Linked DNA regions of Homo sapiens: region 2 is linked to region 1. Evidence: chromatin loops called from intact Hi-C (ENCODE). Cell type or tissue: GM12878. All regions are shown on one strand. Links, peaks and the distances in the headings refer to the core of each region. The heading gives the core; the rest is flanking DNA.

Region 1 (4,407 bases), core at 122-4,121:
AGTTTATATTAGGGTTCCCTAAGATAGTGTCAGTAAATATTAGCTTTAAAATAAAGAGCTCTGTATCATCACCAATAGGGAAGAAGTCATCTCAAGCAGACTTGCGATTATCTTACCATGGGCCAGCAGATTTCTGCCTCTTGAGCAGGAAGCAGCTCTATTTAAGGGCAATGAGAAGAAATGCATTCTTAAGCGAGTGTTCTGAGGCCATGTGAGCTACTCTGAGTTCTTCCACTGGAATAGAATAGCGTGGAAATGAAGGAAGAGAATCTAAGATTTTGTATAATTAGTTCAGAACCTCAGAAAATACCCTAGTGTCACCAAGCAAAGGGTTTATTCTTTCCCACCCTGACCACATTTCTCCCCTTAAGCTATTTATTTAGTTAGTTAGTTGGTTAGTTAGTTAGTTAGTTAGTTAGTTAGTTAGTTAGTTAGTTATGACAAAGTCTCGTTCTGTCACCCAGGCTGGAATGCAGTGGCATGATCTCGGCTCACTGCAACCTCCACCTCCTGGGTTCAAGTGATTCTTCTGCCTCAGCTTCCAGAGTAACTGGGATTACAGGTGCCCACCACCATGGCTGCTCATTTTTGTAGTTTTAGTAGAGAAGGGGTTTTGCCATGTCGGCGAGGCTGATCTCGAACTCCTGACCTGAAGCGATCCACCCACCTCGGCCTCCCAAAGTGCTGGGATTACAGGTGTAAGCCACTGCGCCTGGCCCCCTGAAGCTATTTAGTTCATGAGTTCTTTTGCCTACAAATACGCTCTTCGGGTTCATTTTAGACTGATTTTATCTGTGTAAAAATATTTGAGTAGAAAACACTGAGTTTCCCCAGACCCCAAGTCCCTCTCTAGGAAGACACAGTTTCTTAATCCTTACATGTCTTCCAACATTCTCCAGTGGCCGTGTTGTCTGAAGTACATTTTGTTCCTCTTAGATACATCTTTGTGTATTAATTTTTACCAAAATACAGTCATGTGTCAGAGAAATACCGTTAGCTAGTATTATTTTCTGTTCACATTTTTATTGGGAGTGGACAAGGATGAGGTAAAATAAGACCTGTGAACAATGGGACAGTAGATGGGAATAGGGACCACCAAAAAGGAGGAGAAGTTTCCTTGAAGGCGAAGGGAGGAACCCAGCAAATGAAATCTTGCTTCAACCACCATCTGATTGTAGGTGAATCCTGTTGATCCTGGTTAAGAATGTGAACTTCAGAATCAGACCAACCTGGATTCAAATCCTGTCTCTACCACCTAGTAATTTTGAGATCATAAACAAGTTACCCACCCTGCCACAATAGTGTATTTCCTTCAGTGTCCCATAGGAAAGTAATATATACTTCATGAAAATATTTTCAGTAACAGACCAGGTAATTGCGTATTTAACCATGTATAATAAAAACTTCATAAATATTCATTACTATTCTCTTTATTTTCCCTTTTTGTTTTCTTCTGTAAATGAGGACCACATTGTACTCTCTAAATTCACATTTTCAATGAGTTTTCAAACTCTATTAAAAATATCTGATTACCATCACTGTCCCTCTTGATGGTCAGGACTAGATCTCCAAAAGCCATGCTGGCTTCTGAGGATTTTACCTCCTGTGTTGAGAAGATCAGGCCTGTGTTTTAGCTTTTTACGTACATGGCATGGAAATTCTACTCCTATGCTTCTTGGATGAGGAATTTAAACTGCCCATTCCATCCTAATCGGTTACATAATGTAATGAACCCCCCGTATGTGAGCTGTGTGAGAGTGGAGCCACATGCAAAGACCAGTAGAGAAATGGCTGTCTCATCACAAGCCCCCAGATGAGGCCTCTCAAATTCAGAGGGCAAAGCAAAGAGCCACAGACTCAGGAGTTCCCTTGAAGTTCAGTTATGAGTGTAATGAGAGGATCAGGACTGCCACGTCAGCAGACTGTCTTGAATCTAAAGGTTTGCTCAACCTGAAAAACTGCCAGAAATGTTGACTCTTAATTAGCCACACAAACTCCTTAAAAACTGAATAACAAAGAGATTCTAATTGCAGTGTCTTTAGTTTGTCATATATAAACTGTTTGGAAGTCCCAAATTCCAAAACATTATGAAAAAAAAAAACTTCCAAGTGTGTATGGCAAGATATAATTAAAGTGCAATGAAATTGGTGTTTTAAGAAAGGTATTTATTTTTGTTTTTTTAGCTCTATAGGGTTGAATAAAAATAGCCCTAAACAATAATTGTGATGTGTTAATTGCTTTATACCTTCTCATGAAGTCAGGAGAAGTTTTGCTCACTGAAGGACCGTAGGAGAGAGGCCTTTGCTGGAACCAAAAAATGCTACCAGTTATTCCAATTTGATGAGAAAATTAAGTCTGTATTATATGTAATAATAATACATAAGCATGCTCTAACAGCATTTAGCAATACAAGCGTTATTCCTAAGAGTATTTTTAAACATTGATAATTATGAAATTTAGTCTATTATCAAACAGAATGAAATTCCTAATATAAAAAATAAGAAAAATGTGTATCATTTTTTGCTTTGCATTTCAGAAGCCAACGAAGCAAAAATTATTTTCACTAAAGCTTTCCCATTCACAAGGAACTACTTCACACACATACACACACGTGCACACATACACACATACCCTAATACATGAATGTGTATGGCAGCATTTTACAGGATGCTAAGCATGTGATATATATGATAAACCATTGCTATGCCACAAATCTGGCCCTAAATTGTCATATGTGACCATTCAATGCAGAGAGGGTTTAGGATAACCCAATTTGAGAAAGCTACATTACAAGACCAGATTCTATTTTTAGGCTGGATTTTTTCTAAACAGATGTTGAAAACCCAAAAAGAGGATTTTTTAAGTGTTATTACTGGTAAGTTATTGCACCCTTAATGTGGTCCGTACTGTGGCAATAGAAGCTTCAGGAAAACATCTTTTCTTTCTGCCTCTTTCTCTCTTTAAACTTTATTTATAGCCTTGCAAAAGACTAGCATTCACATAACCCGCCTTTGCAGGCGTGCCAGAAGATTAATGATATCTCAGTGTTCTTGAGAACAAAAATGTGTCTACCACTGTGTTGAATAATCTCCCCTTTCACACATTAAAAGTGAGATGAGGCCTACTTTAGAAAGCAAGGACAATGTGTCACAATGAGTTACTTGGCTTAAAGACATACCCGTATTGCTATCCTGAATCACAAATTGTTTTCATGCATGTTATCTTGAGAATAAGAAAGCTTTTATCACCATCACTTTTTAAATTTTACATAGAGCCTCAAAATCTGACTTATTCCAGCATTTTTTTGTTTTACAATCTGTTGCTGGTGAGAATTGAGAATTTGGAGAAAGTTATTCATTATGACCTCTTATCTCTACTCTCCTCAAATTTGGCTAACAAGAATAAAAGCTATTTGAAAATTTAAATACTATAGATGTAGCAATTTTTGTTAAAGCTACCTTTTACCTAGTTTATAGTAATAATGACAACATTAACTCTACTTTTATTAAAATCTTACCTCATTCCATGAACCATTCTAAGTGTTTAACATACATTATCTCATTTAATCCTCATGAAAATCCTAAGAGGTAAATACTACTATTATTCCATTTAATGGAGGAGAGAATTTAGACTTACAGAGATATATGACTCACTCTAAATCGCCCTTGTAATAAGTGACAAAACCAAAACTCCAACTGTGGTTTGTGGGACTTCAATGTTACACTCTCAACAACTATGATATACTGCCTCTCTGGCTACATTCATTTACTATGGACCATTACACAGCCATGTGATACTTACAGAATGTTTACAATTTCCAGGCATTTCTTTGCCAGTGTTTAAGTACTTACCACATATCAGTGTCTACTATTGGTCTTCAGAATTATAAAAATGAGTCAAACACAATTCTTGCTCTCAAAGTGTAGTGGTACCACAGAGCCAACTTGATACATTCTCAGGATCTAGAGTTTTGCAGATCTTCCTGACATCATATAAAACATTAAAATGCACTCACATCTCACATTAAATATAATTCACATAACCACATCCGAGTTAAGTTATATTTGCTTGAGATTATTTTTATAGGCATTTTAACATTTATTAATTTTGATGCAGTTTTTCATAATTTATAGCCAGAATATATATATTTTTCCACAATCTCAGAAATTTTTGCCCAGGTTGTCTGCCTATAAAATTTAACAGTACATTGGTCCCAGTGTGAAAGATAGAAAAGTAAAGGATGAAAGTGATACAATGTGGCAAATAAATAATGGAAATATCTGCAAAGAATTATAAGAGCCAAAAAATACAAAGAGCAAAGGACACTTAAAAAAAACTTAGGATAAGTAAAGGAGTTTAACATGTAACTCTCATTTACAAAGCTATTGAGCTACAAAAATCTGTGTT
Region 2 (4,407 bases), core at 208-4,207, 51 kb before region 1:
TACCCTATAAGTGCTAGTTAAATCTTTTCATTCATCACCATCATTTTACTCTTAACTTTTCATCTATTTCCAATTCCTCTTCATCTTCCCAGGTAAAGACTCTCATCATCTGTCATAACCTCCTAATTCCCTGTTACCAGCCTCCACTCATCTTCTAATTGCCGTAGGAATGATTTTCCCAGAACAAAATTCTGACCATGCACTCAAAGTTAAAATTCTCCAATGATTTCCACTTGCCTATAGTACCAATCTGAATCTCCTTAGAAATAAGGAACAATGCCCTTAGTGACCCAGCCTTTCAGACTCACATCTTCCTGGACTCCCCTCCCATCTTCCCCATTTCCCCCATTCCCTTCCTTCTCTGGAGATGTACAATGCACTTTTCTACCTTATATGTTGCCTAAAATACATCCACTTCCCTGAAAATTCCCACTCCATCCACTTCCCTGAAAATTCCCACACTCTTACTCCCTGTGAAATATAACTACCAATACATAGTGACACTCTTTTTTCAATCAGGGAAAATACATTTTTCTTGTTAAGGATTTTCGATGCCGTATGCATCCTGAAAACAGCTCTATTTGATAAATTACTACTTTGTTCATATTCCTACTATCATATTTATTGCATTGCACATGACTGTTTATTTCCTTTCAGGAGGAAGAGTTCTTTAAAGTCACATATCTGTCTAAATCACCTTTGGGTTGTATCACATATGAATTTCTTGGTATGTAGTAAATGTTCAATGAAAGTTTATTGAATAAATAAAAGATGAAATCTATGTTTGAGAACTACGATGTTTTTGTTCATAAGAAAGCTAGTCTTTGAAATTCACACCCTCTTTGCCTATCTCACACCAACTATCTCTCCACCTTTCCTGGAACATGGCACCTAGAAGCATGTTTTACCACGACCAAGCTTTAACTCCAACCATTGTTAGCTGGCTATTACCCTCAAGGTTTCAAAATAGTCCCCCATTTTCCTTTATTTTGCCCTGGGATTTCTTTCACTGTAAAGACATAAACTGCCTATTGATTAAGTGTTTTGTCATCTGACATTGGTATTTAAATTTTCCATCTAAACCAAGAAAAAATAGAATCTTTTTTTCCACAATGATATTGATGTATAGGATAAAAAGTGGACAGATTAGGCACTGATCTACAAAAAACCTCCATTGCAGAATCACCCAAGTTTAAGAAAAATGTTGGGACACTTAAAAAGAACTATTTAGCAAGCTTTTAATTGCAATAAAATGATTAACAAAACAATAACCATTAAAATACATCCATGAAGTAATTGGGTCTTGAGATAATTTTATTTTAATGACTTTCACAGTTGGAGAAGCAGCCAAAATGGCTTTGGCTTTGACTTTGGCAATTTTACTTATTTCAAGTATCAGGAGTCATATCAATTGATCGATAGCCTAATAGTTTTAGATATCTTGAATTGTTCTATGTATAATCCAATTAGCCTGTCTATAAAGGAATCATTTTCACTAACTGGCTAGAATACATAGAGAGATAATTATTACCATGCAATTCATTCAATTTGAGGTATTAAGTGCATTCTACAATTTTTTTTAACAGAAGTATCACACTGAATTCTGTTGTCTTAAAATAAGACTATCACCCTATTTTGCCAGATGATTTTGTTTTCAACTCAGGGAGACCTTCCTTCAAATGAGGAACATTATTGTCAGTCACCACGATCACTCTTTTACCTGAGTAAGGGATTTGTGAGACACTCTGTAATCCAGTATATTGGGAAGTCATCTGCAAATTCATTTCCTTTCTTATGAGATAATATCTACTCAATCTGGTTAAGGTCAGGGGTTCAATTCTTTCGATTCTCTTTTTGGTCACTTTAAACTATTCACACTGTGGTCTTTACTGTGTATTATAGTTTCACTAACACCAAGCCACTTTTCAATATTTAGAAAATTTTTCTCTTTCACAGATAGGGTTGAACTGCCTATAAATGTGAATACTTAATGAGCAGATTGGAAAACTGTAGAAGATTTTAAAGTCTTCATTTTCTCAGAAACTTAAAGTACTTTGTACCTCACAAATTCTGAAATGTAGTCATTCAAGTTAATTAATGGCCATGGCTGGCTAGCTTCCAGGGTCTATGTACCATCCTGCCCTCCCAGTCCCTGCCCCCTGAGCTGACTGTGGTAAAGACAACCACAAGATGTGATCCACCCCCAGGCTCCACACCCTTCCACTACTCATAGTTAAAACTATGATCAGCAAACTAAAATTACCATGAGGCTTTTCTTCCTTTCTTTTAAAAAACAATTCAACTTTTATTTTAGATAAAAGGGTACATATACAGGCTTGGTATATTGGGTCATGCTGAGGTTTGGGGTCCAGATCCTATCACCCAAGTAATGAATATAGTAAACAATAGGTAGTTTTTCAACCCATACCCACCCTCCCTCCCCAGTCTAGTAGCCCATGGTGCCTATTATTCCCATGTTTATGTCCATTCAAATATGTGTGTGCATGAGAGAAACACAGTTCTCTCCTTTTTACTGCTTGCTGTACAGCTATATGTATGTGCTCTGCTTTCTTAAATATAATTGGATTAAAAATGAGATTGGCTGATATGTCATCTTTCTTATAATGCTGTACTAAATTGTCGGAATGATACATAATAGTTATAAGTATAATACTTTTTATGGTTCGTTTGTTTTCCTAAGATCCAGAGGAATTTCTTGTCAGCTCTCACTTTCTACACCTATAAAGCAGTAGAGTTCCTTCCAAGGACAGATCCTAAATTTTTTCTGTAAAAGTCATATTTGTCATATCGGTGTACTTTCTCTTTAACATATTATAGAATCAGCCTGATTGAATTCTGAATTAAGTTACATGCCAGGATTAAATTGTTTTACAAAACAACAACTTACAAATGAATTTGTAATTGGAGACCACCCAAAATAAAATATGAAGTAACTTAGGTTAAAAATCAATGGGAAATGTTTTAGGAAACCTTTCTGTGATCTATTCATTAAGTAACATAAATATTTCAGAGAGATTTATAAATTAGACTTGTAACTGAAACAGTTATATAGCATAATTCTGTTTTACAAAAGTTGAACAATGGTATTATCATATTTTGCTATGAATTTTTTTATAAAAGGGTAATTTTTTATTTATGTAAATAAATATAAATAATCCAATTAAAATATTGAGGAACAATGAATACATTTTTCAAGAGCTGTGTCCCTACAACAGTAACCCACAACTATGCCCATATGTGGCACAAAACAAATTAATCTTTTCTTCTATTTACTTCGAATTTTATTTTTTAATTATTAGTTCCTGTCATACATAGAATTTTCCAGGAAAAAATAAGACAGCTAATGAATAATTAGCCACAATGTCATATTCTCCCCACTCACTCTATAGATAATCAATTAAAAAAAAAAAGAACAATATATTTTGGTCCAAGCAGTTTAGAGAAGTATGGAATTAAAAACATTTCTGTATTTTGTATCAAGTCTAAATGTATCACTTCAAATAGTATGATTTCAAAGCCAAAGATTGTACTCCTTTCTTTTGTCCAAAAAATTAGAAGTAGCTGTGTACATACTAATCAATTTAAAATTGTTAGTGCAGTATCTTTTTTCAAAGTCAAATGTCACATTGCAAGTCTTACTAGGCAGTTAAAAAAAAAGACAAGCCATGAATTCTCCTGAAAACCCAACATATTTCCCTGTGCAAATAAGTCACATAACTCAGATGCCAACAATTCAGCAAAATTGAAGCCTTTTAGTGGCCCTTCTCTTATAGCTATTTTGGAGAATCTACAGAAAAGGAAAATACACAGATTTTTAAAATAAACTTGAATAATCCATTTGGAAGAACAAATTAATCTTGATGATAAAGTCAAACAAGTGATAATGAAGAGGTGAAATCATGAAACCTTAAGGATCCACTGGAGAGAACAAAGTGTACTTTATAGATCTGCTCTCCTGTATTTCTCACATATTCTCCTAGAGACTCAAAACAATTACATCACAAAGATGGAGGCTAGAACAGTTAAGCCCCTATGGCCAACCTGTCTCTCAAGGCTAACCTGGTAGGAAACCAAACTCAAAAGATCTTGCTGTCTTTTGTTTGTTTTTTGTTTTGTTTTTGTTTTTGTTTAAAAAAGAAACTTATTAACACTGAGATTTCATTAAACAAAACACCACTTAAAATTCTAGTCAATATTCAATTTTCTTTTAAAAAACTGTTTGGCATAATTTTACTAGCATTTTGTCTTAAAATTAGTTTTATATTTGGCAATAAACCCTATCTCCTTGGTTTGGTTTCTTTTCCTTACTAGTCGAGAATAGCAATGGCCTCTTTCCATCACTGTGGTTGCTGATCAGATTTAATGTGTTAATTTTGGGAAAAGTAT

The links. A loop is a pair of places that touch in the nucleus more often than their neighbours do. Peaks named below come from ENCODE experiments on the same cell type or tissue, not always from the same donor. Only the 100,000 strongest peaks of a DNase experiment are listed, where the experiment ranks them.
Region 2: a loop joins it to region 1, with 4 times the contacts of the local background. A loop is called at or near these places in 1 of 110 quality-filtered maps.

What each region holds. Positions count from the first base shown.
Region 1 is chr5:89,063,575-89,067,981 of GRCh38, reverse strand. The region is part of intron 3 of MEF2C-AS1 (MEF2C antisense RNA 1); the gene reads right to left. Among named protein-coding and RNA genes, the nearest start is that of MEF2C-AS1, 180 kb to the right of the region's middle. In GM12878, for the core only: no CTCF peak of the experiment used is centred there; DNase peaks (open chromatin) are centred at 1,851 and 3,777; H3K27ac peaks cover 923 bases.
Region 2 is chr5:89,114,961-89,119,367 of GRCh38, reverse strand. The region is part of intron 4 of MEF2C-AS1 (MEF2C antisense RNA 1); the gene reads right to left. Among named protein-coding and RNA genes, the nearest start is that of MEF2C-AS1, 230 kb to the right of the region's middle. In GM12878, for the core only: no CTCF peak of the experiment used is centred there; DNase peaks (open chromatin) are centred at 1,927 and 1,987.